2 separate regions of the Mus musculus genome follow, and region 1 is linked to region 2. A link is a loop called in an ENCODE intact Hi-C map of the cell type or tissue named here. Cell type or tissue: heart. All regions are shown on one strand. Each heading gives the region's core, and the rest is flanking DNA. Links, peaks and the distances in the headings are about the cores only.

Region 1 (16,118 bases), core at 4,098-12,097, 71 kb after region 2:
AGGACAAGACTGTGGGGAAAGGCGCTTGCTTCCTCCCTGGCTTCTCAGCAGTGGCTACAGGAACCTGTCTTGACCTCACTCCCGTCTCCACCCAGGCCCTTCACACAGGAACTGTGGTGCCTCATTCTGAAACCCCAGAGTGGTTTGCGTATAGCTCAGGTACCAAGAGGTGTGTAGGGAGATGGGCCTAGTCTCCATGACCCTCCATCCAGCACCCCTTCAGTTTATCACTTGCCCCTCTTTTGCATATAAACAGTGCCAGTTGCCATGGGATCCTAGCTCCCAGACTTCCCTGCCCCCATGGCCACCCTGCTGTTGGCTTCCTACAGATCTCACCAGCCAGTGCTTTCTCCTTTCTGCTGCTGTTGTCACAGCCTGCGGGTAATACCACCCTGCCCAGCTAGAACCTACTGAGGGCCATTGCTGCTGTAAGGTCAGGATGGGAAGGCCCCTGGGGCCTGGCACCCTCAGCATGAGTGCCCAGAGCTGTAGACTAGACTTAGAAGAGCAGCAGCCCAGCCAGTGCAGGCCACTAAGCCCAGCACTCAGGAGACAGAGGCAGGCAGATCTCTGAGTTCAGGGCCAGCCTGGTCTACAGACTGAGTTCAAGGACAGCCAGGGCGACACAGAGAAACCCTGTCTGGTTGAAAGGAAGAGGAGAGAAGAAGAGCAGCAGCCCAAAGACCAGAGCCTCAGAAAAGAGGGGCTGGCTAGGTTAGGTGGGAGCACAGCCTGCATCTGGAGAGCAGACGCCCCGGCCTCTGGCTCCTGGCAGTTAGTTAGGTTGTTGAGCAGAAGACTAATTAGGCAGATCCAGGTGTTCATTAGAACTTCCTGATAAGACTGGGCAAGTTTGGGCAGGACAGCTCCATACCTTGAATGGGGTCAGTTTGGGGTACTTTGTGACCATCTCAGCCCAAACACCATTCTTCCAGGACGAAGATTGAGTTCATATTCTTGTCCCAGGGCTTCCAAAGAACCTGAAGCAATGTGGAACATACAGCAGAGGGCACTGAGCCTGCTTTGTAAGAGAGTTTATGGTTAGCTAGGAGGAAGGACTGGCCAAGGCAGGATCTGTCCTCTGGCAGGGTAGTCCTGGCAGAGGAAGAGAGTGAGTGAGAGAGACCCTGGGAGGCATGGGGTTATAAATGGCTGAGCTAGTATAGAGCAAGTCAGGGTTGTTGAGGCTTGGCCTCTTAGACAGACAGGTTCCGTCTGATAAAGGATGCTCACTAGGTCTCTCTGGCTTCCTTGCCTTCTCAGCCATGATCTCTCTCATATCCTAGCTCCCCCAGCATGCGGCAGGGATGGGGGGGCAGTGTAGGAGATCAGCCAGGGAGCTGGTTGCCAGGCGACAGTTGCCTAAGCAACCCCATCCTCTCCATCTCCATGTGCTCAGGGCTGCTCCTTAGAAGACTTAGAGTCTCACCCTTTGCACCAGCCAGCTGAGTGTAGGGAGGGATGAGGGTGAGGGTGGCAGGGTTGGTTGGAGAGTTGGTGATGTCTGAACCAATAGGCTTTGAGGGCAGCTGGTAGAAGGTTCTAATTCCACAGAGGACAGTGAGAATAGCAGGGCAGACAGAGATTAGACTGCAGGAAGGACTTCTACAGGCTCATAATATTTTCTTTGTATAGGTATTTCCTGAGCTTTTTCTACAGGCATAGCATAGTAAAAAGACAGATTCAGTTCCTGCTTCATGAATCTCTAACCTTGGGGAACCGGGCTCATAGGAGAAGCACAATTGATAATGCTAGAAAGATTGTTGGGTTAGATTTTTGGAAAACTGTGAAAACACTGGGACAGCTCACTAGGAGATGGCACTGGCCATAAGCAGGAGAGAGGTTCTGTCATCAAGAAACTGTTCATGGTCTGGGTGGTGGTAGTGCACACCTCAGCACTTGGGAGGCAGAGGCAGGCCTGTGAACTCTTGTGAATTCAAGGCTAGCCTGGTCTACAAAGTGATTTCCAGGACTTGGGAGGCAGAGGCAGGCCTGTGAACTCTTGTGAATTCAAGGCTAGCCTGGTCTGCAAAGTGATTTCCAGGACAACCAGGATTACACAGAGAAACTCTGTCTCAAAAAACAAAGAAAAATAAACAAAAAGAATCTGTTCATGGTCTGAAGGTGGAGAGCAGGAAACAAGAAAGGGATAAGAAGGAAGACAGCTACCTAGCCAGTGGGGAGTCAGAGCACCCCGCATTGTGGGTCTAGATTGGAGTTCCGAGGCTGAGCCAGAGAGACCCACCTAAAAAAGGCCAATTTACCGTAGCCCTTTCCCCATTGTGCCTTCCCAGCTCCCCAGCCCAAGGAGGGCAGTTGTGGGTAGCTCTGAGAGTTATAGTAAAGCCTGGAGGTTCTGGATGGAGCCCCTACAGTAGATTGGGCAGGGATTTGGGTCACAGACCTGGAGAGAGACCAGATTTGGGCCACACAGAGCTCTAGGCTGCCACTGCTGGTCTGGGATGTGGGGAGTGACCAGAGGAAGGCCAGGGACTATGGAACTCCTCAGATATCAGAGCAAGAGGAGAGGTGCTGGTTCCCTCTTTTGGTGACCTTCTATACATGCAGACAAATTACCCTTCCTTTAGGGCAAGGGAGCCGAGATGCTCTCTCTGGATGCTTAGAGTGGAAGCTAGACAAGCGTGAGGGGCAGTCCTGCAATCTGTGATGATCTTAAGCAAGCCTAGACCTCCCCTTCCCCATCCTATATAGTCAGGTAACCAGTGAACTAACTACTTCACTTACTCTGTAACCTTTAGGCCTTGTGGAATGAGCTAGAAAGGCAGAGGTTCCACTCAGCAGCCACTGGTACTCAGCTATTGCTGAGGAACCTCTTACCTCCTTGCCTGTGTGTCTGTTCACCATGTATGTGCAGCATCTGTGGAGGCCAGAAGATGACGTCAGACCCCCTGGAACTGGAGTTACAGATAGTTGTAACCCTCCAAATGGATGCTAGGAACTGAACCCAGGTCCTCTACAAGACTAGCAAGGGCTCTTAATTAAATGCTAAGCCAGTTCTTCAGTTTCCTCAGTATACCCTCTTTGTGTATCTCTCCCCTCTCCATCCATCCATCCATCCATCCATTTATTTATTTATTTATTTATTTATTTATTTATTTATATTGATTTTTTTTTTTAGATTTATTTATTTATTATATGTAAGTACACTGTAGCTGTCCTCAGATACTCCAGAAGAGGGCATCAGATTGCATTAAGGATGGTTGTGAGCCACCATGTGGTTGCTGGGATTTGAACTCTGGACCTTCGGAAGAGCAGTCGGGTGCTCTTACCCACTGAGCCATCTCACCAGCCCCATCCATTTATTTATTTATTTATTTATTTATTTATTTATTTAGGTTTGTTTTGTCAAGGCTGGGGTCTCACTATGTAGACCAGGTTGGCTTCAAGTCACTGATGCCTGCTTCTGCCTCTCAAGCATTGGGATTAAAGACTTTAGCTACCACACCCACCTACTCTCCCATTGTCTTTGTCAGTTAGGCTGCCTGCTTGTAGCAGAGCTTAAACAGTGCAAAAGAATTTACAGCCTGCAGCGCTGACTCTCTTGCCTTTTACAGAAACTCTTACCTGAATCAGAGTAACTCCAAAGTGGAGCATTTACCTAGGGAATGTGAAACTTTAGCTTCCACTCTTGGCATCGCAGTAATCAGAGAAAAAAGCCAGACTTTGTGATATAGGCCTGTGACCATAGCTTATCAGTGGGTGGGGGCAAGAGGATCATAAACCAGCCTGGGAAACTTAACAAAACCTTAGCTCAAGAAATAAAAATGGGGCCGGGCGTGGTAGCGCACACCTTTAATCCCAGCACTCGAGAGGCAGAGGCAGGCGGATTTCTGAGTTCAAGGCCAGCCTGGTCTAAAAGTGAGTTCCAGGACAGCCAGGGCTACACAGAGAAACCCCGTCTTGAAAAAAACAAACAAAAAAAAAAGAAATAAAAATGGGGGTTGAGGATGCAGCTAGGCAGAGCACCTTCCCAGTGTAAGACTACTGGGTTCAGTCCCCAGTGTAAGGTGTTCTGGAAAAGACATTTGCTGCCCTCTGGCCCAAAAGTAGCTTGTCTGTCTAAGCAGCAGAACACCCTTCAAACAGAACTGTACTTGGGCTGAGCAAATGAAGCACACTCATGTACACAAGCTCTGACTAGGGGGTGCACGCTATAACTCCAGCCTCCACTGACCCCAGATTCTGAGTCCATGTAAGTAAGGACTGTGGTGACAACCTGGACTGGGACGCCACTCACCCTTACAGGCATCGAGCATCCTCTCTCTGCCTGCTGCCTGCAGTCTGGGAAGGCGTTAGCTCAATATGTTCTCACTTAGGAGCCTCCACTAGTCCAGGTTGTGTGGTGGGTAGGAGGTCGGCAGCGTACAACAATACAGTGCATAATACAGCCCAACAAGCTCTATAGAGAACAGGTGTGGGTGCTCTCCAAGAAGCAGACCTTCAGAGCCCCGTATCTTCTGTGTGACCTAAAGCCCAAGTACAGCAGTGACTTGGGGAATCAACCTAGACTAAGCCCTGGTCCCAGTGGGAACCCAACTTGTATCTGGTATGGGGAAGGGGGACATTTCCTCTATAGCCAATATTGTTGCAATTTGGGGATGGGGCAGAGCTGCCACCAGTCTCTCACAGGCTGTGATGAATTTGGCCTACATCCTAAACCAGGCTGGGAGGTTGGGTGTCTAACAGTCCTCTTATGACCCCTCCCAGGAGGCTGTGCATAGGTGTTCTGCAGACCATGAACTGATCACTAGTCCCCAGACATTCATGAGCACAGTGTGAGGCTCCTGATCACCACCCAGCAGCCCCTTCCTCTCTGGCACTAAGGACCCCCGGAGAAGATGGGGAGGAAAAAGATTCAGATCCAGCGAATCACTGATGAACGGAACCGCCAGGTGAGGAGGTCCCAGAGCCCTTGTGGTAGGTGAGCAAGGACAGAGAGCCAGCTCTGTCACCCATGACCAGTTCTAAAAGAGAGTTTTCTTGGCAACCCAGAGCCTCATGGGAGGTTCCAATAGAGAGTGGGTCTAAGCAGAGAGAGGAGCACTTAGAGAGAGGTGTACCTTCTTAGCTCACTGGCCTGAGATGGGCCAGGGCTCCACACCATTGCCATACCTCCAGCTTCCTCATCTCAGCAAGAATTCTCCCCCTCCTCAACTGGGAGGTGTGCTGCTCTCCTCAGCCCACTGCACACACAGACGTGTGGCCTCCTTTCTTGTCTGAGGCTGGCTCTGGTGCTATTTTGTTCCTTTCTAGACCATGGATTTCCATCAACCGTGGCTAGGGTAGGTAGAGGCTATGTCTACGGGCAGGGGGACTCTTATCAGACCTGGCCACACGATGCTCTCCTGCAGGTGACCTTCACCAAGCGGAAGTTTGGACTGATGAAGAAGGCCTACGAGCTGAGTGTGCTGTGCGACTGCGAGATCGCGCTCATCATCTTCAACCACTCCAACAAGCTGTTCCAGTATGCCAGCACCGACATGGACAAGGTGCTGCTCAAGTACACCGAGTACAACGAGCCACACGAGAGCCGCACCAATGCTGACATCATCGAGGTGCGCGCCTGTGCCCACCTCTGCCCATGCGTAAACCCATCTCTTCTCCTGAACCCAGGGTCCAAGGAAGGAGGGGCCTGACAGCAAAGGCATGAGACATACAGCCACACCAGGCCTCAGCTTAATTTAGGCAGTCTGTGATCTGCCAGTCTGAGGAGGTCCTGCTGTTGTATGCTCTTTTAGTTCCTCCTTCCTTCATCCTCTGTGTTATTCTTTCTTGTGTCTCCCTCTTTGTTCCGTCTCCTTTCCGTCCTGTTCCTCTGTGGGTCTGTGTGGCTCTTTCCTCTGTTTCAGAGTCATCTGTGAAATGTTAAGGGACTGGGCTCTGGCCTTTCCTTGCCATGTGACTTTAGGCAGGTGGTCTGGCTACTCTGCAGATGGAGCAGTGCTGGCCTAAGTGTTCTTCTGTGAGCAAACAAGTCAACCCAGTTCATGCCTCTTACCCCAGGTTGCCAGTTTGGGGTACAGAGGTTAATGACACTGGCTTTCTTCCAGTGGACCTGAGTTCCATTCCCAGCACCCACATGGCAGCTCATTACTACAGTTCCAGGGGTGGGGTCCTCCTTCCTCTGACCCCCTGGGCATCAGGAATTTATGTGGTACACATATATACAGGCAAAACATACACACATGAGATAAAATATTAAAAAATTAAAACAAGCCAGGCACACACCTTTAGTCCCAGCACTCTGTGAGTTCAAGGTCAGTCTGGTCTATAGAGCAAGTACCAGAATAGCCAGGGCTACACAGAGAAACCCTGTCTTGGGGGGGAAAAATTAATTAATTAATTAATTAAAATTAAAATGAAGCAAAGGCTGGCAAAATGGCTTTAGGTAAAGGCACTTACTGCCAAGCCTGAGTTTAATTCTCAGGAACCCCATGGTGGAAAGAAGAACCAACTCCTGCAGGTTGTCCTCTCCCATATGTGCTACAGCATGTGCATGTGTGTGCATGCACTCCAGGGCAAAGCATGCTCTCAGGTAGGTAGGTAGGTAGGTAGGTAGGTAGGTAGATAGATAGATAGATAAATAGATAAATAGATAAATAGATAAATAGATAAATAGATGTGATTTGATTTTAAAAAAAGAAGGCAGGTATCTAAAGTTTTGAGTGACCGAGGGTAGCTTGGGTCTGAGATGGTAGAGAGCAAAGAGCTCAATGAGTGCGGGTCCTCTGTGCTTTCTTGTATTGTCCTTTCCTGTCTCCATTCAGTTTCTCTCATCTAAGTAGAACCTCGGGTTTGCATGGGCAGAGTCCCCACCCCCAAGCACACTCTCTAGGGAGCCGGCAGGACCTGGCTTCTCCCTAGACAGCTGTGTAGCATGCCTGCCCCAGGGAACGCTGTAGGGAGGGGAGGATGGCTCTGGGTGGGGATTGGGGGGGGAGGGGGACTAGAACATCTGGGAACCACGGGAGAGAAGGTTGGAGAAGAGTAGGGGATTTGGGGGAGGAGCTTGGAGGATGCCCGAGGGCCATCGCCGGCTGGCTGACTGAGTGTGCGGTTGCAGACCCTGAGGAAGAAGGGTTTCAACGGCTGTGACAGCCCAGAGCCGGATGGGGAGGACTCACTGGAGCAGAGCCCCCTGCTGGAGGACAAGTACCGGCGGGCCAGTGAGGAGCTGGATGGGCTCTTCAGGCGCTATGGGGTGAGCCCTCCTCACCTTTTCTCTGGCCCCCTTCCGGCCCCTCCCCCAGGCGCTGCACAAGAAGCACAGGGAGTGTGAGAGCCCCGAGGTGGACGAGGCGTTTGCCCTGACCCCCCAGACGGAAGAGAAGTATAAAAAGATAGACGAGGAGTTTGATAAGATGATGCAGAGTTATAGACTGGCCGTGAGTAGTCGCATGGAGGAGAGCCTCCTGTGCTGCATGGTGTGGCTTCACTCAGCCTTGCCCGGCCCTCGGCTGCCTCTGATGGATGTACTATGCTGAGCCATCCTTGAGCTGGTACTGACCACTGAGGAACTCCTGACCTTGGTCTTGATAACCCTCTTGTAAAGTTCTTCTTGCATAAACTAGAGAGACCTGCAGTATCCTCTCCCCAGCAGAAAGTGCAGTCTCAGGAGGGAAAGGGAGTGGAGCGAGTTCTTTGTCCCACTGTTTTGGGGGATCCCCCTTGGGGTGCTTTGGCACCCCTGCCTCAGTCATTCAGCTTTATGTAAAGGAAGCGGAACTACTAAAGGGATGGTAGAAAGGTGGGCTTGAGCTGCTCTTAACGCAGGCCAGAAGGTGGTGGCCACTTAGCGAAGCCATATCCTCAGTACTATGCGAGTTCGGGTCTGTACCCAGGGCACTAACTTGCTCCCAGTGTGTCCTGCCTGGCTGAGGACTAACCCACCTCCACTGGGGGTATCCAGTCCCACCTGCAGTGGGCAGAGCCTGCCTCTCTTGCCTTGGGTCAGAGCTGTATTGCAAAGTGCTCTTACCTTTCTGATGGGAGGTAGGCAGGACTACCAAAGGGCTGAAGGCAGGGAGCCCAAGCTTCTGGCCTTTGGAGATATAGTTCAGGAACCAAAGAACTCTGTGTCTACCCTCAGGCAAAACGGGTATGGGGGAGACACTGACCTGGTGTGACATTACCCTCCATCTTCCTGTCTAGTCATCTGTTCCGGCCCCCAACTTTGCCATGCCTGTCACAGTGCCCGTGTCCAATCAGAGCTCCATGCAGTTCAGCAATCCAAGTAGCTCTCTGGTCACTCCTTCCCTGGTGACATCATCCCTTACGGACCCACGGCTCCTGTCCCCCCAGCAGCCAGCACTACAGAGAAACAGTGTTTCTCCAGGCTTGCCCCAGCGGCCTGCTAGTGCAGGTAAGTGGGCTGGAGGGTGAGTCCCTGAGGTCAGAGTGAGCTGTGGAGGGGCTCTGGGCTTCTGTTTTCAGTGGAGGGTCTTCCCTTTGCAGCGTTTCTGTATGTGTATGACTCTTGAGGGGAAAAGGCCTAGGACTCCTCAGAGACCCCTCTTCTTGTCCTGTCCCAAGACAAAGCTCATGGTAGCTCTGCTTTTCTCCCAGGAGCCATGCTGGGTGGAGACCTCAACAGTGCTAATGGAGCCTGCCCCAGCCCCGTTGGTGAGTGTAGCTGCCTCCACAGGGTGGCTCAGACCAGGGGAGGGAAATAACAGGGCCTGAGCAGGATGCATCAGAAGATGTTAGCCTCCCACCCCATCTTGTTTGTTTGTTTTTTTTTTTTTTTTTCTTTTTTCTTGAGACAGGTCTTACTATGTAGCCTTGCTAGCCTGGAACTTGCTATATAGACTAAGATGCCCTCAAACTCATAGAATCCACCTGCCTCTACTGTCTGAGTGCTGGGATCAAAGGCATGCACCATCATACTTGGCCAGGGTCTAGCATTTTCAGATTAAAATGGGGCATCTTGTTGGGATCAGGACTTGTCTCAACAAATGGTAGGCACCCAAACACCACCGTGCACACAGGCCTCCGTGTTCCTATGGAGTCACCATACAGATGTGTACCTATAGGCATTCACACTAGAGCTATAGGAAGTAACCACCATTGCCCCTGGGCCCCAACACAGCTAGCCACTCTTGATCTGTGCTGTTGGCTAGTGACCTCCTTCTAATGTCACCATTGACGTCACCCTGTCATTCTTGCCATTCCCAGAGTGATCTTGGAGTTGGGATAGAAACAGCAACACACTTTGAGGGTAACCATGTGCTTGTAGCAGACAGAGAAAGGTGAAATTTCTCACTGTGGGGACAACTTACATTCCTGAACCTCAGGCTCTTCCAGCTCAGTCTCAGCCAAGTGCTACCTGTTTCCTGTCTGGTCATTATGGGTCCTGTGTGAGGTGGGTGGGCGTGAGGGTACTGTAGAAGTGGTTGTGCACTAGGGCCATGAGACTGTAGACTGAAGGCATACACCTTCTCTCCAGGCCTTGCTCACAGGCCCTGGAGCTCAGCGTTGGGACCTCAGTAAGATGGCCCTGGATGGTTGTGGAGAAGTCACCACAGCTCTCTCAGCTAGTGTCATGCTTCCTCTAATGTCATGTTCCCAGAACTGACAAAAAGTCCATCCCATGCACTTCACAGGGTTGATGTGAGCATGGGTGAAATACTGTGTTTAGAAGACCTGGACATGGCAGAGTGCAGAGCCAATGTAGAAGTTGTGATGCCTTTTTCCCAGGTCTAGTTATGGGAGTGACCATATCGCCAGCCCCCAGTGCCAGCAACACCTTTACCAACAGTCAGTGGCCTGTTTCCCCATGGTGGCAAGCAGCTTGCCTTGTGCTGATGGAAAACACAGAGTTCCAGTTCCTGGCAAGGAAACAGTCTAAATGGTTGCCTGGCTCTGGTGGTCACAGCCTGCCACCCTTCCCACTCGAGTCATGCATCCTGTGTGAAGCCTATGGAGGGGTCTGAGTGCCAGGCTTGGGGAAAGCATGGCTGCAGGGCTCTCTTTAAGTGCCTGGGGCTGGCAGTGGCAATGGTTGCGTGTCAGTTCTACCTCTGGTTCTATCACTGTGGCTTGGAGGCTGACTTATGTCAAGTGATTGGGAGCCAAGGCTTTAGGCAGTGACAGGCAGGCAGCATCCATGTCGAATGCTGGCATGCCTCCGAGAGCCTCCAGGTGACAGATATGCTTGTCTGGGGCAGTTGGCAGGTACAGAGGCAGGCCACCATTTTTCGTTTCTCATCTCACTTTTCCAGGGAATGGCTATGTCAGTGCCCGAGCTTCCCCTGGCCTCCTCCCTGTGGCCAATGGCAACAGCCTAAACAAAGTCATCCCTGCCAAGTCTCCGCCCCCACCCACCCACAACACCCAGCTTGGAGCCCCCAGCCGCAAGCCTGATCTGCGGGTCATCACTTCCCAGGGAGGCAAAGGGTTAATGCATCATTTGGTGAGTGTGTTTCCGGGCTTTGGCAGGGTCTGGGAGGTGGGAATAAAAGCAAGAAAATGAAGGTTAGTAGCAGGTAGGACTTCTTGAGGGCCTTTGGACCATAGCAGTGCTGACCAGAGGGCAGTAAAAATGAACAGGAGATAGGAGAAAAGGGTGTATGATGAAGATGGTAAAAGGAATTCACACTGCACCATGAGAATAAGGACTGGCAGACGATATCTGGCTGATGGAGGCCAGGATACAGCAGTTTATGGCTATCAGATAGACAGACTATCTAGATATCCTTTTGGGCCACAAAGAGCACTCTGCTCTTAGGCAAATAGGGGGACTGGGGTGGCCATATGGGAAGGGCAGGAGCCATAGCCTGAACCTTCCTTTTGGTTTTATTTCTGCTCCCAGACTGAGGACCATTTAGATCTGGTAAGTGCAGCTAAGATGTTAACAGTGTCTTTGAGTTCCAGCTTTGCCCAGTGTTATTCAGTCTGTAGCATGAGTTTATGTACCTGTCTTCTCCCTGTGTGTTTAATGTGGTTGTCAGGAGCTGTGCATAGAGCTGAGTGGGATACTAAGGTAAATGGGGTAGCGGGAAGGGCTGGACATGGCATGCATGTGTCATCTGTGTGTGCATGGATATTTATATGTTACCACACTTATTCATATATGTGTATGTGTGTGCATGTAGAAAAGAGCATGAGGCTATTCACGGCCCTTTGAGGCCCCAGCAGATACCTGAATTAAGCCCTTAGTTTCCATTGGCCTCCTGACTCCACATAGGCCCACACAACATTGGAATCCAAGACACAAGCCTAATCCTTACAAGAAAATCTAGGAAAGTCCAAGGCCAGAGGCTGTCATTAATGGAGTTGTCCTTAGCAAGGACTTCTCTGCCTGCCTGTTCACTCCCGTCCTCCTCCGAGCCCATCTCACAGGCACTTAGAGACGTGCACAGCCCCTCCTGTGCTTACACTCATCATCAGCCAGGAAAGAGGAGGGTGCTTCCTCCCCAGCTTGCTGACAGGAGGCCAGAAAGGCTGGAAAAGGCAAGCAGGCTTTGGCGGCCAACACACCGGCAGCCTCGGCCCCAGCATGGAGCTGGAATAAACAAGTGACTCAGCAGCAGATGGAGCTGACAGCCCTACACACGTGTGTGCATACATGCAATCACATGCCACCCCAGATCCCACGTTCCATTCCCAGATGCCAGTATACATCTCCTGGGACATCTGCTACTGTAATGGGTACAGAGGAGACTCTAGTGGTCTTAGCCCAAGAGAGACCACATCTCTTCCTTCTATCATTCCACCCAGGTACCAGGGCAGGGTTCACATTGAGCTCCAGGCTGCTCCCATGCCTTCCTGTCTGTTGGGTGCAGATGCAAGTGAATCTGTGTGTGCATGTTTTTCTCTGTGAGTCTTGAGGCCTTCAAACACAACAACTGTGTTAGTGAGTCTGTGGGCCTCCATGCTATGGTACCTTCCCTTGGAATTCAGGGACCTAGTTCAGATGCAGTATAGGTTGACCACCTCGAGACAGCCCTCCCATTTGCCATCTCTTGACAGACAGTTTTCTCCTACAGAACAATGCCCAGCGCCTTGGGGTCTCCCAGTCTACCCACTCGCTCACCACCCCAGTGGTTTCCGTGGCAACACCAAGTTTACTCAGCCAGGGCCTCCCCTTCTCCTCCATGCCCACTGCCTACAACACAGGTGAGTGTTGATGTAACTTGGTACTTTGTGCTCTTGTGCATAGGGCAGGGAAGTGACCAGAGATGGTCACTGGATGCTCCTTCCAATCTGAGGAAAGTCCTTCACTAATTAGTGTGGTAATTAGTAGATCAAACATAAAAACAGAATCCTGGGCTGGGGGTGGAGCTCGGTTGGTAAAGAAAGGGTTTACCTTGCAGGCATGAAGCCTTACGTTCAGTTGCTAGCACTATTTATAAGCCAGATGTGGTAGCACTTGTCTGTAATCTGAGCACCAAGGAGGTGGAGACCAGAGAACCAGAAGTTCATGGTCACCCTCAACTACACAGGGAATTAAAGTCCAGCTCAGTTACATGAGACTTTGTCTCAAAAAACAAAACAGGGGCTAAAGAGAGTGCTCAGCAGTTAGGGAAACTTGCTGCTCTTCCAGAGAGTTCACTTTCAGTTCCCAGCACCCACACAGTTACTCACAACTACTTGTAATTGATCCAAAACCCTCTTCTAGCCTCTTCCAGGCACCTGACCACATATGGCATACATACAAACATATACACATAAAAAAATTAAATCATTTTTTAAAAGTTTATAAACAGAAATAAAATTCTTGATTTGAACTTAAGACAAAACAATTTCTTTTTCAGTCTTAAATGTATCCCAAAGGCACTATTTGTGCTAAAGTGCATCCCAAAGACATACTTTTTAAAAATGCATTGTTAAGGTAAAATTCACTTTTAACCAGTGATCTTTTATTTTTAGCATAGGTTCTTGTGGAAGAGTAACTGCTGTCCAGTGTGAGGGGACGGACAGACCAGAGGTGGCTGAGCACATGACTCAGCCACACCAGGCTGATAGAGTTATGGTTTGGGGGCTGGGGAAGGGACATGGTCAATGCAGCAGAGCTTCCTAGAGGATGCAGAGTGGATTGGCTAGTTGCCTGAGCAGAGATGGCTCGGTACAGCAGTGAGTGGGAGGCAGGATAAGCCTGGGAAGGCTGGATAGGTCTAAAGGTGAGCAGTTACCTAAGGACATGGCAGAGGCCTCTGGGAAGAACTGTGGGACATAATGCAAGCTGGCATGGCTCTGTCAGCCTCTCACACCTTCCCCAGAACAGTGTGATGCCCGCAGCCATCCTTTGCTGCATTCAGGCTGCTGTGTCTGCCCAGGAAGGACTTGCTAGTGGGGAAATGTGTTGTCACCTGGTCTTGGAGCTTTTGTGTGGCAGTAAGCTCTTTCTTTCCCACTTCATTCACTGATCCTCACGCTTGAGTGACCAGTATTCAGGCCATTCTGTGGTGACAGTAAACTCCTCCACCTCTGCCAGTCCTTTGGGAGCTGAAGCATGTTAGGGTACAGATCCCACCACAGTTCCCACAGACCCCACCTTTGCCCTTTCCCAGCAGCAGGAGAGATGCTGAGGAGCAGGCAGCAGCCTACTTCACGCTTCAGCAGGGGCCAGGCTGTAGAGGACTCTGGGCAGATGTCTCTGACCCTAGTTCCTTGGCTGCCTCACAACATACCCACTCCCACGTTATTGAATCTTGAGGCTGAGGAGGGGCTGGCTGCTTCAGAAGTGGCAGCCTGAAGGCCTGGTTCAGGGCACATAGGTGGGTAAGAGGGTGATAAGCTCCCTCAGCCTGTCAACCATTCCCAAGACAAGGAGAAAAACCAACTTTCTGAGTCTAATGGGGAAGTGGGCATTGTTCGTTTAGGAATCCTACCATGGCAGCTGCCTGTGCTTTTGCCATTCAGTCTTGTGAAGTAGGAGGGAAGTTAGTTCATCTCGGCTCTCTTCGTGGCCTGCTTGTGTCTCTAGGGTGTGAAAGCAGCTTTGGCCCGAAAGCTCCAGTTGCTGTTGCTACAGGAGTAGTTGAGCAGACTTCTGTCAGCAGCAGACATTTTCGGGTACCACATCTGATGTGAGCCAAATTCCAGTAGGTGCTAGGCGATCTACTATGGTAGTATCCTGCATGAGAGGAGAAGGGCCTGGCCTTTGTGGACACTACCTTAGAGGTCTGTCTGTGATGACTACAAGAGCAGCTTAAGGAGGTAGCCGGGTGGCCTGGAGACCGACTTCTTGACCCGTAGGAAATAACCCTCCCAGTGGATAGAGCTCCAGTGCTGGGATGGGGCAGGACTAAGAGCTGGGTTCTGATTTCTCCCCTGAGGTCCTTAGGTAAAGCACTGACCTATTCTGGGCCTGATTTTCTTGTTTGTAAAATAAGCACAGAATACAGTTAGTCCCAGAGGCCACATTTTGCATTTATACTAGTTTTTAAAATGAGTAACCAGGGGGTTGGAGAGTTGGCTCAGTGGTTAAGAGCACTTCTAGGGGACCCAGGTTCACTCCCAAGCACTCACTGGTGGCTCACAACTGTTTGTAACTTTAGTTTCAGCGGGTTTGACACCCTTACACAGATGTGCATGCCAGCAAAGCACCAATGCACATAAAATAAACTATGTGTAAAAAATCTAGCGGGAGCCGGGCGGTGGTGGCGCACGCCTTTAACCCCAGCATTTGGGAGGCAGAGGCAGGTGGATTTCTGAGTTCGAGGCCAGCCTGGTCTACAGAGTGAGTTCCAGGACAGTCAGGGCTACACAGAGCAACCCTGTCTCGAAATACCAAAAAAAAAAAAAAAAAAAAAGAAAGAAAGAAAGAAAGAAATCAATCAATCAATCTAGGGGGAATAAATAAATAGAACTAGTAAACTAGAGTGAAGTTTAAAGGTGGTGGGGAAAGCTGGGCATGGTGGTGCATACCTTTAATTTCAGCACTCAAGAAGCAGAGGCAGGCAGATCTTTATGGATTCAAGGCCACTCAGGCCTACATACTGAGGTCAGCCAGGGATAGATAGTGAGACCCTGTCTCAAAACAAACAAACAAAAAAATGGAGAGGGCTGTGACACAGGTAGATCAGTGGTGGGTGCTTGCCCTGTGGTGCAGGGCTGCCTTCCACCCCTGGCACGGCAGAAATTCGATAAATAAAGGACAAGGCGTCAGGGCTTATGAGTGCTGCCAACTAACTAGCCTAGCTTTTCCTGTGAGCAGGCAGCAGGCAGCTCCTCCAACTTGAGGCTGCACTGTCTCATGTGAGCATTGGTGCTTAGTAAGTCTTGGAGTTCACCAGAAGCCTGATAGCGTTGCTGTCCTACATGGCTTTGCCATACCTGCTTCTCCTGGGGGCTGTGCTGTAGGAAGGCGTGCTGTCTCTGCTCCTGACAGTCAGCACTTGTCCAGGATCTCACAGCCTGTGACTGTGGGGAGGCTGCCAAGAGTCTGTCATGGCTTCAGCCGTAAATGTTGCAGAGGTCAAGCCATCTTCCTGCACAAACAGGGCTAGAGCAAGTGACCTTGGATTCACAATGGAACATAGGTTGGGTGACTGGACTGGACAGTACATATCTTTCTAACATGTCCTCCCACTGTGTACACATCTTTATGGCTCTTGGGGAAGGCATTTCTAAATACCTCAAACAGTACAGCACGAGGCATATTAGAGCTGTGTGACTAGCAGGTGAGGTGCTTAACAAGTCACTTGTTAACAATGCAGACATCACAGTACCTTAAGATCAGTGCCTAGACAGGAAGTACCCCATAAGTCTCCCGGAACCTAAGTCACTTGGCCCTAGCTTAGGCCCTGAATGAAGCCCTTTCTGCTTCAGGGACATGAAGACTGGATGTCGGCCCATTTCCTCTGTGTCTGTATGGGAGCTTAAGCCCATGTGGGGCCAAGGCAGAAGGGAGAGTGTTTGTGCTTCCTGGTCCCATTACCCTAGGGTTCTCAGAGCTCCCTGCTGCCTCTCCACTGCCTGAAGCTGGGCGGGTGAAGAGACTGCAGTTGGATCAATACTGGGCCCTTCTCCATTTCTTTTTTGTAACTGCCCTTATGAAAGCAATACTTATACATGATTGATTTTTTGTTTTGGTTTGGTTTTTGGTTTTTGAAGACAGGGTTTCTTTGTATAGACCTGGCTGTCCTGGAACT
Region 2 (16,118 bases), core at 4,603-12,602:
TGACTCCTCTTCCAGAGGTCCTGAGTTCAATTCTCTGCAGCCACATGGTAGCTCACAACCATCTGTAATGAGATCTGACACCCTCTTCTGGTGTGTCTGAAGACAGCTACAGTGTACTCTTATAAATAAAATAAATAAAATTTAAAAATAATCAAACAAAACTCCCCAAATCCATCTATCTGTTACTGCCAAGAAATGCATCTTAGCTGTAAAGATAGGCACTGCTAAAAGGGTGGACAAAGTACTCCATCAAACAGAACCAGGAAGAAGCAGGTATCAATATCCTAATAACTGACAAAACACCTCAAACTAAAACAAGTCAAAAGAGATAAGGGGGACACTTCATCCTAACCAAAGGGACAATTAACCAAAGAGATGTCACTATTCTAAACCCAGCTCTGCGGTGCCCAATTTCATTTTTAAAAGTCTACTACTGTATTTAAAGACAAATTATCTTCAATCCATTAATAGCTGATTTCAGTACCCTTCTTGTGTCATCTGGACAAAAAATAAACAGAAACACAATTCATTGACATCATACATCTAATGGACTTAACAGACATCTACAGAACATTCCACTCAGCCAGGCATGGAAACTTTTCTAAAGTAGACCATATCTGGGACACAAAACAGGTCTTTATATATTCAGGAAGATGGAAATAACTCCTTATATCCTATCAGAACACAATGCAATAAAACTTGAAATTGACACCAAAAATTTCTAGTCAATATGCAAACTCATGGAGATTTAACAACTCATCACTGGAGTTAATGAAGAAATCAATCAATCAATCAATCTCCCTGTAACTAAACCAAGGACACCTCTGGCACACATGGAAAGCAGCCCTACAGGGGGAATCTATAAGATGCCTGTATTAAAGGATCAGAAAGAATGGCTCCAGAAGTTAGAGAGACAAGAGGAGCTAAATAAAGAATCCAAGGCCAGATGGATTCACAGACGAATTCTACCAGACACTCAAAGAGGATCTATAGCCAGTCCTTCACTATTACAAAAAAGAAAAAAGAAAAAAAAAGAGCTTGCCTGTGAGAGATTATCTTGGCCATGTTAATTGATTAGGTAGACCCTTTTTAATTGTGGGTGGGGCCATTCCCTGGACAGGGGACCCTGGAGTATACAAAATGGAGAAAAGGAGCAATTTCATATATGTGTATAAAGTGTTGTCATATTTATTCCTCATATTGTGTCATTTGAAATATTTCTGTATAGAAGGAATATTATCTCTATAAATAATCTTCACATTGACTTTGTTAGTTGTGTAGGAAGTCTTTTGTTTGTTGTTTGTTTTTCAAGACCCTGTTTCTCTGTGTAGCCCTGACTGTCCTGAAACTTGCTCTGTGGACCAGAGTTGGCCTCAAACTCACAGAGATCTTCCTGCCTCTGCCTCCCCTAGTATTAAAAGAATGTGCCACTCCAGGAGAAGTTTTTTTTTTTTTTCTTTTAAAGATTTATTTATTTATTTATTTATTTATTATATGTAAGTACATTGTAGCTGCCTTCAGACACACCAGAAGAGGGCATCAGATCTCATTATGGATGGTTGTGAGCCACCATGTGGTTGGTGGCTCAGAAGAGCAGTCAGTGCTCTTAACTGCTGAGCCATCTCTCTTTTTTTTTAAAATGACTTATTTAGTTACTTTTATTTTATGTGCATTGGTGTTTTGCCTGCATGTATGTTTGTGTGAGGATGTCGGACCCCCTGAGGCTGTAGTTGGGACAGTTGTAAGCTATTATATGGATGCGGGGAATTGAACCCGAATTCTCTGGAAAAGCAGCCCGTGGTCTTAACCGCTGATCCATCTCTCCAGCCCCAACCCTTAGCTGGCGATTTCAACCAGACTCCATGGTGGCGGGACCTCCTTTCCCTTCCCACACCCTTTTAATTAATCTGTTTTTCTGTCCTGCTCAAGATCAGCTGAAGCCTTCACTAGGAAGGTCTCTGCCTCCACTGCAGTGGATCTTTCCCTCTGTGCGGCATAGACCTCCAAGCTTTTGACTGTGCTATCTGTTGTTGCTGTAACAGCACTAGTCTAGAACATGTATATCCCTGCATTTGTCATCTAGTTCAGAGTAAAACACCAAATAGCACACAGGGAGGCCCAGGAATTCTATAGGAAGTAGGACAGGTTAGTGAAAGGAAGGGCAGCTGCAAGGACTATTTGTTAAAAAGCCAGATGAGCAGCGGGGCCTTAGAGAAAGCAAATCAAGAAACTGACCTAAGCTAGCTCACGATCTCTAAGAGGAACTACAAAACCCAGGGTTCCCTGCGGCACGAACGGGAAGCGTCCCATCCCGGCGTGACCGCAGTGAGGGGTGGTGTCCCAGCGGCGGGAGATTCAAAACTGGCAGGAGAAGGAACATGGAGCCGTGCGCGGCAGGCCGAGCTCGGACAGCCTGTGAGTGCGGGAAGGATCTGAGGGTGGAGCGGGGTGCTGCTGGCGGGGCTTGGTTTTCGCGGGATTGGCTGCCCGGAGCACTGCTCCCCCGGGAATTCGCCGAAGTGTGCTCCAGGTAACTGAGCTGCAAACCCTTCAAAGGGCGCACTCCCTTTTTCCCAGTTTCTGGGGCTCCAGGGTGGAGGAGTCTAGATGATCTAAATGGCCCCTTAAAACTCAGCAGTTACTGTATTTGCCAAAAAGTGCCACGGGACGGGATTCCGCATTGAGACGCTGCCTCCCAAATGACTTGACGCCTGATCACCTGGACGCTTTTTTAAAATGCAGAACCCGGAGGGCCGGTTTGGCAGCGCACTCCAGTAATTCCAACAGTTGCAAAGTGGAGGCCGAAGGTCAAAAGTTCATGGTCATTGTTAGCTACATAGTATAGAGAGGACAGCCTGGGCTACCTGAAACATGGTAACTCGGGCTGAGAAAAACTCGGGTTGGTGGGGAGGGTGGAAAGGATTCCACCTGACCATCTGAATGAAAAACAATGTCCATCCACCTCATGAAGGAACGGAAGCTCCAGGAAACCTGTTTGTTTGTTTGTTTGTTTGTTTTTGAGACACTCTGGTATGTGGGCGTGTGTGCAGGCAGGAGGCTAGCGCCTCCCTTGCTCAAGGCCCCTCCCATTCCACCTCGCTGAGTTCCCAATTCATAACTCTGAGGTGATGTCACTCACTTACTGGTTTATTTTCCATGCTTCAACAACCAACTCTTGTTCCTTTGTAAACTCCCTCAGAGCAATCAGGGGATTTTTCTGCTGTTGGCCAGCACTTTCAAATCTGTATTTGGAAGCGTGTGTCTGTTGAACTGCCAATTCAAATAAGCCCAGCCCTTCCTGAAGTCATACTGCAGGATATCCAAGATGAGGAAATGGGATAAGGAATAAAAATGACTGGAGTGCCCAGTCAAAGACAGAGAGACCATGCTGTCTCTTGCGTATTCTCTGAGCTCGGTTGTTCGTTGCTCCTGTGCGCAGCTGTCCCGTGTTTATGTTTATAGTGTGTTCCCCATGAAAAACATAGAGAGGTAGTAAGACTGTGGCTAAGGCAAAATAGGAGTACTCCGTAGCCCAGAAAGGTCTGGCATGAATGAATGACTGCGCTAATGGTTGATGATGTCAGCCATGCTCCCAAGGATGACAGTGAAGGGGGTTCATGAGAAAGATGGGAAGATGACTGGCTGCATAGGAGACAAGGAAATGTCTCTGGTACAGAAGGCTGCAGGATGCTCCCTGATAATGGGTACACTGGGAAGAACTGGGGCACGGAGAGGGTTTCTGTGCTCTGAGGGGACTGCTGAGGGAATATGTTCAGAGCTGAGGTCCCTGTCTTGGTTTTTGGTTTTTTTATGATCCATTTTTATTTATTTTTTATTTTTTGGTTTTTCGAGACAGGGTTTCTCTGTGTAGTCCTGGAACTCACTCTGTAGACCAGGCTGGCCTCAAATTCTTGTCTCTGAAGATTTTTTTTTCTTTCTTTTTTTGTTGAGACAGGGTTTCACTGTATAGCCCTGGCTGTCCTGGAACTCACTCTGTAGACCAGGCTGGCCTTGAACTCAGAAATCCGCCTGCCTCTGCCTCCCGAGTGCTGGGATTATGGACATGCACCACCACTGCCCAAGATCCATTTTTATTTATGTGCACGTGTCTGTGTGAATATACACCTTGTGTGTATGGGTGCCCACAGAAGCCAGAAGTGGGCATTGGTAGTTGTGAGCTGCCCAGCCCAGCGTGGGTGCTGGGTTTCCTATCTAACGCTGCATTCCTTGCCTTGTCTCCCCTCACGATTTAGATGAGCGCCTCACAGCTGAGGAAATGGATGAGCAGAGGCGACAGAATGTCGCCTATCAGTACCTCTGCCGGCTGGAGGAAGCCAAGCGGTAAGCAGGGTCCACTTCTCCTACCTGATTCCAGTCACCTGTCCCCAGAGCAAATGCAAACAGACAAGGGGCTGTGCTGCTGGAAAGGGCAAGTTAAAATAGTTTTGTCTAGCCATGCATGAGACCACACCCCTGTAGTCTCAGTGCTTAGGAGGTAAGAGGATTAAAAAAAAAAAAAAATCAAGGTCAGCCCAAAGGAGGTGGCTCAGTAAAGTGCCACTACTGGGGAGGCAGAGGCAGGCAGATCTCTGAGTTCAAAGCCAGCCTGGTCTACAGAGGTCCCTGACAGCCAGGGCTACACAGAGAAACTCTGTCTCAGAAAGAAGAAAAAAAAAAAAAGCGAAAAAGAAAACAAAACAAAGTCTTGATTAGTTTCAGGCTCAATAGAAGACGCCATATTTTCCTTAGACAAGGTCTCTCACTGAACCTGGAGCTAGGCTGCTGGGGTCACCAGTACTTGTGGCTATGCCTGGGGTTTTATGTGGGTGCAGGGCTTTGAGCTCAGGCCCCCATGCCTGTGTGGCTAGCACTCTGACCTGTTGAGTCATTTTCCACTCCCTTTTTATTTCCTTAAAAAAATTTGTTTTTAAAATTTAACTTAATGTATATGATTGTTTTGCCTATATGTTTGTCTGTGTACCGTGTGCATGTCTGGTGCCCTTGGAGGCCAGAGGGGTTATCAGATCCACTGGAACTAGAGTTACAGATGCGTGAGCCGCCATTCAGATGCTGGAATCAGAATTGGAACCTTTTACCTCTGAGCCATCTCTCCAGCGCCACCCCCCCTTTTTTTTTCTTAGCCAATAGTCTCTGTTAATGTTTTCCAAAAAGAAGATAGGATGAAGCAGATAGGAAATCAGATGTCTAGCAAGGACAGCTCGAAATAAGATCTGCTTGGCTCCCTTTGGAAACATACTATCTGTAGACCTCAATATCTGGAGAGTCTGTTTAGGGAGTCACTGTGCCTGACTTGTATAACCTCCAGCAGTAAAATGCATTTATATTCAAAGTGTGCTCAGACTGATAGCTCCCTGATCCTGGCAGCTGCCCACTGAAGACCGGTGATGCTGGCCTCATTTCTACAGAATGCAGTGGAGTCTCAGAGGTGAACTGAGGAAATCATTTCATCAGACATGAGCTTTCTGTACCTAAGTTCTCAGAACCATAAACAATGAGAGAAATGGCAGAGCCCATTTGGTTTGAGTCAGGTGTGTAGCCAGACAAAGTGAGAGGTTACCTTACACATCAGGGTAAGAGTCTGGCTATACCTCCATGAAGTCAGGCTGTAGTGACAGTTTTAGAATTTTGGGTTTTTTGGTTTGGTCTTGTTTTTTTGAGACAGGATTTTTTTGGTGTAATCAACCCTGGCTGTCCTGGACTTGCTTTGTAGACCAGACTGGCCTGGAATTCATTGGGATCCCTCTGCCTCTGCCTCCTCTGCCTCTGCTGGGATTAAAGGCATGTCCCACCATGCTCAGCTGTTTTCTATAAAAATACAGACATATTGTAAGACTGTGCTTTCATTTTATCCCAGGTGGGGGGGGGGGTGTGTGTGTGTGTGTGTGCGTGCGTGCGTGCGCGCGCGGGGGGGGGGGGGGGGTGTGCTTTGACTGCCCACAACAGCTGACTATGATTTGCCTCCTGCTCTAGCAGAGGCGTGGTTTCAACAGCTGCATATAGTTTCTGCCATTGCGTGTTGTTTGGAATTCTGGGACCTTTTCAGAGAGTGAGGGCTTTAAGAGGCATTGGTGATGGTTGTTCATGGGGGTTGGTTGTAGTTTGTTAATAGCCATAGTTAAAAAGAAATTAGATTAAGAGATCTCTCTCCCCCACCCCCCCATCAAACTGGGAGGGGGAGGGGGAGAAAGGGTGAAAAAAAGAAGAACATGTAAAGTAGCAAAGACCAGCTACAGCAGGCAGGTATGGGAGCCACCCAGGGAGGCTTTCCAAGGTGAATGAGGGAAAGGGTTGGCCTATTCAGGCCTCTGTGGCAGCCTGGGGAAATTGGGGATCAGCAAGCCAATAGGGTAGGGAAGGGATGGAGTGTCAGGTCAAAAGGGATGGGCAGATCCTGCAGGCGCAAGGACCTGTGTGGCCTGCCAGTGGGTAAGACATGCTCTCCTGTTCATAGTTGGATGGAGGTGTGCTTGAAGGAGGAGCTTCCTTCCCCTGTGGAGCTGGAGGAGAGCCTCCGGAATGGAGTGCTACTGGCCAAGCTGGGCCACTGTTTTGCACCCTCTGTGGTCCCCCTGAAGAAGATCTACGACGTGGAGCAGCTACGCTACCAGGTGGACACAGTGTGATCTATCCCCTTACCATCTCTCCCCCACCAAGATGCCCCTTTTCACAGCTATAAGGGTATGGGACCACGTCATTTAAGGGTCCATATATGAGCTGGCCGTGACATGCATGCTTTCATCCCAGCACTTGGGAGGCTGAGACAGGCGGATCTCTGTAGTTTGAGGCTGAGGCCAGCCTGGTCTACAAAACATGTCCCAAGACAGCAGGGGCTGGCTACACTAAGAAGCCCTGTCTCAAAAAAACAACAACAAAAAAGTCCATATACAGTCATTTTTGAGGATGAAAAGAAGTATAAATAATTGTATGTGGTTAGTATCTATTCACTAGCATCTCTCTGCCATGTGGGTGCTCCCCTAACAGCATGGAGCCCTGCTGCCTGGGCCATAAGGTGCCCTGAGGTACAAATGGCTGGAGGTTTTTCTAATTACACTGCACACTCCGAGGCTCGTGGGCTTTGCCACCCTGAAGGGTCTTGCTTGTCTCTTCTTGTCTCTCTTTTTATTTTTAGACTTGTTTATTTATTATATGTAAGTACACTGTAGCTATCTTCAGACACACCAGAAGAAGGTGTCAGATCTCATTATGGATGGTTGTGAGCCACCATGTGGTTGCTGGGATTTGAACTCAGGACCTTCGGAAGAGCAGTCAGCGCTCTTAACCGCTGAGCCATCTCTCCAGCCCCAAGTCTCTTCTTCATGCTCTAACCAGCTCGAGCCTCTTGTCCTGAGCCAGCTTGGAAGCCTTACTGCACTGCCCTCTCTGTCCCTGCCTCCCCACTGTCCAGCCCGATCACCATTTCTGGTGGTTTCCACTATTTTTCTGTTCCATGGGGCAGAGAATCCACAGGGTAGCATCCGTTGGATCCTCTTATCCTTCCTCCCCACTTAAGCTGGCATCTGGGCTCCTCCCATAGGGAGTCCTGAGACCGGTAAAACATTCCCTCTTTCCTCCCTTTCAGGCGACTGGCTTGCATTTCCGGCACACGGACAACATCAACTTTTGGCTCTCTGCGGTAGCCCACATCGGTCTGCCTTCGGTAAGACTCCATGTGATCTAAGAGAAAGTTCCTCGGGGGACTCTGGGCCTTTGAACTAGGTTGTTAGGTCTCTGCTGTCACCTCCCTATTAATGAAAGGAGGGAAGGTCTCCTGGACTGAGGCTCATCAGTACTGTCACGTGGCGCCCCTGTGTAGTGTAGATGGGGCTACACAGAGAAACCCTGTCTCGAAAAACCAAAAAAAAAAAAAAAAGTGAAAGGGCAGCTGGAGAGATGGCTTGAAGGTTAAGTGCCCTTACTGTATCTACAGAGGATCTGGGTTCAATTCCCCAATAGCCACTTGGTTCATAACCATCTGGAACTCCAGTTCCAGGGACCCCTATTCCCTCTTCTACTCTTATAGGCACCAGGCAGGCATGTGGTACACTTGAATACATATAAGCAAGACACTTTTACATATTTTAAAAAAAAATTAAAAAAAAAAGATTTATTTATTTTATGTATGAGTGTTCTACCTGCATGTACACCTACATGCCAGAAGAGGGCACCAGACTGCATCACAGATGGCTGTGAGCCACCATGTGGTTGCTGGGAATTGAACTCTGGAAGAGTGGCCAGTGTTCTTAACAACCAAGTCATCTCTCTAGCCCCATTTTTTTTATTTTTATTTATTTTTATTTTTTAAGAGAGACATTTTAGGAGACAGAAGCAGTGGTGGGCGTATGCTGTGTTGGTGTAAGTGGGACAGCTCTCTAGCTTTGGTCCCTTGTTAAGCTGACTATAACATAGGATGTACTAAGCTTATGTTTCGTTTCTTTCTCTCTCTCTTTTTAATAATAATGTTTTATGATCGATTGATTTATTTTTACTTTTATGTATATTGGTTTTCTGCCTACATATGTGTCTCTGTGAGGGTGTCAGATCCCTGGAACTGGAGTTACAGAGAGTTGTGAGCTGCCACGTAGGTGCTGGGAATTGAACCTGGGTCCTTTGGTTGAACCTCTTCCTTTGGAAGAGCAGCAAGTGCTCTTAACCACTGAGCCATCTCTCCAGCCCCAGGTTTCATTTCTTAGAGGTTTTTGCAGATCAGAGGCCCTTGGCTTGAAAAACAGCGTGGCATGCTTGGTGCCTTTGTGGGTCATAGCAATGCATGCCTTGTTCAGCCCTGCCTAAGCGCACGGCCCAGAGTACATTATCTATGTGGTGAAAATCTCCGGTCAAGGACCAGACTCACTCGGGCTGAGTGCCTGGGACCTGATTTCCCTACAGGAGACTATAGCCTGCATCCTGTAGCTCCAGAGGTCCCATCTAGTGGTCAGCTGACCCTGAACACTCTGTGACTATGTAACTGGCTGCGTCTTGGCTTACTTAGTAAGCCTTTTTGACATCTGACTAAATGGGAATGGTTATAGGAACTGACTTAGAAGCCTGGGTTGCAGGCACTCCCAGCTCTGGTTGGAGAGGGATGCATTGTTCAACATGATCCTCCCTCCCTAGGCCAGCTTGGAAGCTGTATTGCACAGCCCTCCTTGGTGCCGCTCTTCCCAATGTGCAGCAATTGTCTGGTTTCTCCTCTAGATCTTCCTCCCAGAGACCACAGACATCTATGACAAAAAGAACATGCCTCGGGTGATCTACTGCATTCACGCTCTCAGGTGAGACAGCCTGACTTGTCAGCCAGGCTCCTCTACCTGGATCAGCCAAGAGCAATCAATGCTGTAGAAAGGAGGGAGGGCGATAGCCGACTGAGCAGTTTTGGGTATTTACGTTCATAAGCGTGCTCGTGAGCACGTGTGTGTGTGTGTGTGTGTGTGTGTGTGTGTGTGTGTGCCTTGCAAATGAAGGAACAGCAGGATGAAGCCATGACTTGGACGTGAATGAGTCAGAACAAGGGCCCATCAGGAGCAGCTCGTGCAAGCCACTTAGTGCCAGCATGGGAGGCTACTTGGTTCTATTCACAGGCAGGCATTACAGTTGGCCGAATCATAGAATGGGCCTGGCCAGATCCCGGGTCCTCAGTGTCACCTCTTCACGCCCTCTCTTCCCGGACCCTTCTTTGCCTCCATTTCTGGCCTCTGTGGCTGTGTTTGCTGTAATCTTCCTCTTGTCTCCACTGTGACTTCCGCTGCAGCGTGCCCTCTGTGGAGCTGCCACAGCTATAGAGACTTGTATGGTATTTTATTCCTTCTGTGGCTCTTGGCTGGCTATTCCCATGCACTGGAGTGACTGGAGGGCAACTGCTAAGTGCTCTCCACCTCTGGGTCTCCATCGTCATTTTACACACCTGTGGTCAAGGTGTGGAGGTTAGTACATCCCAATGTCCTAATACCTTCTGTCCTTCCCAGTCTCTTCCTCTTCCGGCTGGGATTGGCTCCACAGATCCATGACCTGTATGGGAAAGTGAAATTCACAGGTAAGCCAGCTCCTTTCCTTTGTCCATAGACTAAGCAGGGGCTTGGGGGTTCTAGGCCTAATGAAGAGCATCCCTGGCGTCATTGCAGCTGAGGAACTCGGCAACATCGCCTCTGAACTGGCCAAATATGGCCTCCAGTTACCGGCCTTCAGCAAGATCGGGGGCATCCTGGCCAATGAGTTTTCAGCCGATGAGGCTGCAGGTAGGGCTGGACTCTGCCCCTGGGTAGGATGTGGGAGCATGGGGCAGCATGGAGGGGAGGGGGCGCCACTGCAAGCTTCATAGCCCTTGGGAGGGATCTGGCACCTCATCCACAGGCAAGGGGGTCAAGCTCCCTGGTGCTTCGGCCAACTGTGCTCTGGTCTGGGTCCCTTCTGGCTTCTTGACCTTGCTGTGTTACCCCTCCAAGTCCATGCAGCTATTCTGGCCATCAATGATGCCGTGGAGCGAGGGGTGGTAGAGGACACTCTGGTCACCTTGCAGAATCCCAATGCTCTCCTGGGGAATCTTCGAGAACCTCTGGCAGCTGTCTACCAAGAGCTGCTGGCCCTAGCCAAGATGGAGAAGGCGGCCAATGCCAGGAATCATGTAAGGAGAAACCTTGGGTTATAGGGGCCAGGAAGTTGAGAGGCCTAGGGAGTCTCAAGCGGGAACTAGGACTGTGCTTTGTCCTGCCTCGGGGGACCGTTGAGAAGGAGCAGAGGAGCTGGAGGGTGATCTCTGTGAGGGAGCAGGCTGGAGGGATGAGCCTCAGGCAGCTGAAGTGGGTCTGGAAGGAAACATGAGCCCTGAGGCCAGACTGCAGAGTCTACAGGCCGACTGGCTTAATTGTTGGTGTCTGGGGGTAGACCCCACGTTCTCCTCAGTCCTCAGCAGGCTGGTCTTGGCCTGGCTGGCTGTCAGTCTGCAGAAATGACAAGGATAGGGAGGAAGAGATTGTGCTGTCACCCCCCCACCCCACCCCCGCACCTCCCCATCTCAAGTCTCTCTCCATCTCGCTTTTGCAGGACGATGGTCAGGAGCAGGACATCTATGAATCCTGCCTCACCCAGGCAGAGATCCAGGGCCACATCAACCTCGCCAACGGTAACAGATGACTGGGAGAGCCTGGGATGCTCTACACAGCCTCATGGCCTTATGTGAGCCAGAGCCTGCCCTAGGGAAAGATCAGAGGCCAGGGACGCTGTGTCCTGCTCTCTGGCCTCAGCAGAGAGGTTCTTACCAGAGAGATCCTGTGGGGATGGAGAGCTATTAAGACAGAGGCTAATGGGCAAGGCTTTCAGCTCCCGGGCCTGGGGGTGGATATTGAATTCAGGTCCTTCAGTAATAATAATACCACGTACCTGTGATCCCAGCAGTCAGGAGGCCAAGCAGGAAGATTCAGAGTTCAAGACCTCACAGGGCCATATTGTGGGACTTTCTCAAAAGCACAGGAAAGAGGGAAGAAAGCAAAGAAGGAAGGATGCGGGTCGATGGGGTAGAGAAGGCAGCGGGCAGAGGAGCAACCTGAAGGCTCCACTCGTTTGTCTGATCGGATCAGAGTGTTCTCGGGGGGTCTGGGACAGTTAGACAGGAGGGCTGTGAAGAGCAAGAGGAAGATAGAGGCTGGCCCACATGGCCCTCTGTGTTAGAGGTCAAGGACAGAAACGACTTTTAGGAGGTCGGAAGAAGGTACATTTCCAGGAGTGGCTGGGGTGCATAGGGGTAAGCTGCCACACGCTTGGAGATGTTCTGTCTTTCAGTCCAGGGGGCACTGGAAGTTGTTGACGACGCTCTGGAGAGGCAGAACCCTGGGGCCTTGCTTGAGGCCCTTCACGATCCTGTCCTGGCCCTACAAGGGGTGAGAGGAACCTTTGCTGACTGGTACCTGGAACAGCTGACTTCAGACCGAGAGCAGAAATCACAGGTCCGCTCTGGCCAGCACCTGTCTCCCCCTAGGGTGGGAAATGGCCTCTTACGTGCATGTCATCGCTGACTCCATATCTAAATGACTGAGTCACTGCGCAAAGCCTTGTGGACCAGGCGGGCTGTCTGGGTCTATTTAGAGTCCCTCAGAGGGAGATGGAAGGACCAGGCCAGTCCATTAGGTAACCATATGCTTCCCATTGCTGAATTGGGATCTTGATTTATCAATTTTATTTCCAATGCTGTGACCCCTCTCCCACATTTTTTTTTCGTGTATATATGTCCAGGGTATGGGTGTATGTCTATAGTTGTGTGCCCACGAGGGAGGGCCAATGTGTGAGCATGTGTATAGGGGGCTCCAAAGTTGGTGTCAGGAGTCATCCCCAGGCACTCCTCCACCTTATTCACTGAGGCAGGTTCTCGTAACTGAACCCAGAGCTCACCAGTCTGCCTAGTGTTGCTAGGCAGCTCGATCCGGGAGACTTGCCTCTTGCATTTGAGGCTACAATTACAGGCAAGGTTTCTAAGGGTTCTGGAGATTCAGACCCCAGGCCTCTTACTTCTGTGGTAAGCACTTTAGCCTGGAAGCCGACTCTCCAGCTCTTAATGCTTTGGTGTTATTTTAGATGTATGCGGGGTTAAGAATCAATTAGAGTGCTAGAGATAGGTAGGCCAGGTCCTCCTACCTGAAGGGAGAGGCGGGACTGAGGCCTGGCAGGTCCCAATATTCATTCATGACCTGGGAACTCTCTTTTCCTGCACCTCTGCCCTCTTGCAGGAGCTGGGCCTGGTGAGACTTCTAGAAAAGGAGGAGATCCAGGCTGGTGTGGCTGTAGCCAATGAGAAGGGGGATGAAGAGCAAACTAGTAAGTCATCTCCGGGTGGGGGCTGCTGGCCCTTGCCAATGTGTCTTGGCCCTTTACTGGCATATGTATTGGACAACGCAAACTCCCAAAATCCAGCTCCAAGCCCGACAAGGAACTTTACCCTTCATGCCCTCTGTCCTCTGCACCCCCTGGAGGGACACGTCGAAGGGAAGATCATGACATCTTGTTGTCAATCAGGACTAGGCTCCTTCTGGGGACTTGGCTTCTAATTCTGTTTATGCCTGTTTATATTTCTTTGGCTTCTAAAATGTGATTTCTCAGGTAAGGATTTCCAATTCAGGGTCCTGTGAGCTCACTTCATTCCTGAGCACCAGGGGTGATCTTGGCGCAGATCTCTCAGTAGTACAGCTCTCTGTTCTTGGTTAGGTTCTGTTTTTGTTTTTTGAGATAAGATCAGATCTTACTGTGTAGCTCATGCTGGCCTGGAGCACAAGTGACACTGTTAGCTTAGTGCTCCCGTTACACCTCCCGAGTGCTCCCGTTACAGGTGTGAGCCACCACTCCCAACCTGCTCATCTACTCTTTTTTTTTTTTTTTTTAAGATTTATTTGGGGGGTGGGGTGGCGGCGCATGTCTTTAATCCCAGCACTTGGGAGGTAGAGGCAGGAGGATCTCTGAGTTTGAAGACAAGCAAAGGCAACACAGAGATACCCCGTGGAGGGTGGGGGTGGTAAGAGGATGTATTTGCTTTTATATATTTATGTCTATAAGTGATTTGCTTGCATATATGTCTGCACACTGTATGCCTGCAGTACCCATGGAGACCAGAAGATGCTATCAGATCCCTGGAACTGAAGTTACAGATGGCTACGAGCCACCATGTGGGTGCTAGGAACTGAATCCTCGCCTCTACAAGAGCATCAAGTGTTCTGGGCTGTTGAGCCGTCTCTCCAGCCCTGGCTCCTTCACTCTTTTTTTTGTTTTTTTGCTTTTTTTTGTTTTTGTTTTTGTTTTTTGAGACAGGGTTTCTCTGTGTAGCCCTGGCTGTCCTGGCACTCACTCTGTAGACCAGGCTGGCCTGGAACTCAGAAATCCGCCTGCCTCTGCCTCCCAAGTGCTGGGATTAAAGGTGTGTGCCACCACCACCCGGCAGGCTCCTTAACTCTTTATCCCACACTTTGGGGTTTTTTTTCTTTTCATTTTTTGTCTGTTTATTAGTCATGTTTTTGCAGACAGGATTGTTTCTCTGTATAGCCCTGGCTGTCCTAGAACTAAGCCTGTAGACCAGGCTGGCCTTGAACTCACAGAGATCCTGTCTCCCAAGTGCTGGTATGAAAAGTGTGCACCACCACTGCCTGGTCTCCCTTGTTCTTCCTTGATTCCTTCTCAGTCCCTGGCCTCTGGGCCTCATTTCCCCCACATTTCACCTGTCAGAAGCCGGTGAAACATCTCCAACGCTGTCTCCAAGGCGTCAGTAAAGTCATTTGCTTGCTCTCAGTCAGAATCCTTCCTCATCAACACGGCCATAGCACTGGGATGGAGCTGCTTCTAGAACTGTGTCCTTTCATATCCTTATTCCTCCTCCCAAGGGTGCGTGCTCCTTGGAGCCAGTGTCCATTTCTGCTGGTATTTGACTGGCCCCAGAGTGGATAAACTCTAACCACACTGTGTGCCATGGTTGCTCTTAGCCTCCTCCACCTGCTGTGGTGTAAATGGAGCTAAAATGGAGCTGGCTCTTTATTCCTCTCACTGTCACTAGGGTTTGGTCCCTAGAGCCCCTTGACTCACTTCATCTTAGTTCTGCGCCATTGCCACCTGTCAATCTTGTTCTCGCTGCCTTAGGAACTTGCCTCTGCTGTGACAGCCACTTTCTGCTGCCTTCTGAGCTATGTACGCAGCTCCTGGGCCTACCACGCTGCCTTACACAGAGCCTCTCATTTAAAGTGCCCCATCCCCCTTTCCTGCAGAACATTTAGGAATGCATTTTGAATCTAGTAGAATGGCTTTCTAGAAGCGTCACAAAGCCATTTCCCTTAGAGGTCCCAGCAGAGCCTGGTTGGTAAGGACAGCCGAGATAACGGGACCACTCAGCCTGTGTGGCTTCTTGCTGTCCTCCTCTGCAGTGCTCCAGGCTGTGTGGAGGATCAACAAAGCCATCCGGAGGGGAGTGGCTGCTGACACCGTGAAGGAGCTCATGTGCCCTGAAGCCCAGCTGCCCCGAGTCTACCCCTTTGCCTCTGCTTTTTACCAGCAAGAGCTGGCTCTCCTCCAGAAGCAGCAACAGGGGGTAAGCTCTGGGGGGTCCCAGGCAGCTGCTGGGATAGCTGGTCCTTGGATGGCCAGAAATCAGGATGTTAGGAATGATAGAAATCATGGCAGCCAGAGCTGCTGCACACACTGTGCCAGCAACAGCCCTACTAGGTGAGCGCTGGTTTCCTGCTTCAGGAGCTCAGGGGGCTCAGCTGATTGGTAGGATGTGCTTTAACCACTAGGCTGCCCCACCTAACTCCTGTCCACACAGCTCTCTGATAGTGAGGCATGAGCTCTCCTTAGAGTCATCCCTGTCGGCTGCAGGAGTTAGAGTGCTCCCAGGGGGTCAGGCAGAGGCAGAGAGAAAGTGATGGAGGCTGAATAATGTAGGTTTTACAGCAAGGACCAGGAAAATAGAGCAAGCAGTGCTAGAGGAAGTCTGGGAAGGCACCTGGAAGAGACTGCACAGTGACTCCCTCCATAGAACATTTACTGTGGACACGACCTGCACACAGCACTCATCTTCAGCAAGGGCATGGTGACAGCAGCCGTGGGACAGAAACACAAGAGTTGACAGCAGAGCGCTGAGGGCTATGGACCTGAGAGTTTAAGTATGACTTGTGACACTGGCAGTCCGCTTACTTTCTCTGCTTCTCCGTTTCTTCATAAATGGTAGCAATCTCATAGGATTGCCCCAAGGACTCCGTGAGTTAGTGTGTGTGCCTAGAGAAGCACCTAGCCAAGTCTCAGCAGTCGTTATTGTCCTTTGCAGCTCTCCTTGTTGAATACAGGTAGAGTGCGCCAGACAAAGGAGGCAGCCTAAGGGGTGTTTGAAGAGAAGAGGGTTGGGAAATAGAGCCAGGGCCTCATGGTGTGTAGCATAGCATGAGATAGCCACTTGGTCTTCTCTGCCTAGGACCTTGTGCAGTTCTGTTTGTCTATCTGACTCTTCCCCCTAGCCCCATCTCATCCTTTTTGGCTTTTTCAGACATCATCTCACATAGCTCATGCTGGCCTCGAACTTGTTAACTTTGTTATATAGATGAGGATGGCCTCAAACTCCTGATTTTCCTGCCTCTGCCTCC

The links. Peaks named below come from ENCODE experiments on the same cell type or tissue, not always from the same donor. Only the 100,000 strongest peaks of a DNase experiment are listed, where the experiment ranks them.
Region 1: it touches region 2 in a loop (2.7-fold over the local background); 9 of 42 quality-filtered maps call a loop at or near these places.

The regions. Positions count from the first base shown.
Region 1 is chr3:88,150,950-88,167,067 of GRCm38, forward strand. Mef2d (myocyte enhancer factor 2D) reads left to right here. Exons shown (of 12, transcript NM_001310587.1): 2 at 4,729-4,913; 3 at 5,373-5,576; 4 at 7,085-7,222; 5 at 8,173-8,383; 6 at 8,587-8,643; 7 at 10,242-10,432; 8 at 10,832-10,852; 9 at 12,009-12,138. The coding sequence starts at 4,860. Among named protein-coding and RNA genes, the nearest start is that of Mef2d, 17 kb to the left of the region's middle. In heart, for the core only: a CTCF peak has its summit at 7,172 (motif pointing left); DNase peaks (open chromatin) are centred at 7,142, 8,242 and 11,472; H3K27ac peaks cover 915 bases.
Region 2 is chr3:88,079,678-88,095,795 of GRCm38, forward strand. It overlaps Iqgap3 (IQ motif containing GTPase activating protein 3), which reads left to right and starts at 2,374. Exons shown (of 38, transcript NM_001033484.1): 1 at 2,374-2,415; 2 at 4,254-4,341; 3 at 6,473-6,629; 4 at 7,601-7,678; 5 at 9,217-9,293; 6 at 9,984-10,051; 7 at 10,140-10,253; 8 at 10,461-10,639; 9 at 11,059-11,137; 10 at 11,794-11,957; 11 at 12,735-12,822; 12 at 14,907-15,070. The coding sequence starts at 2,379. In heart, for the core only: no CTCF peak of the experiment used is centred there; no DNase peak of the experiment used is centred there.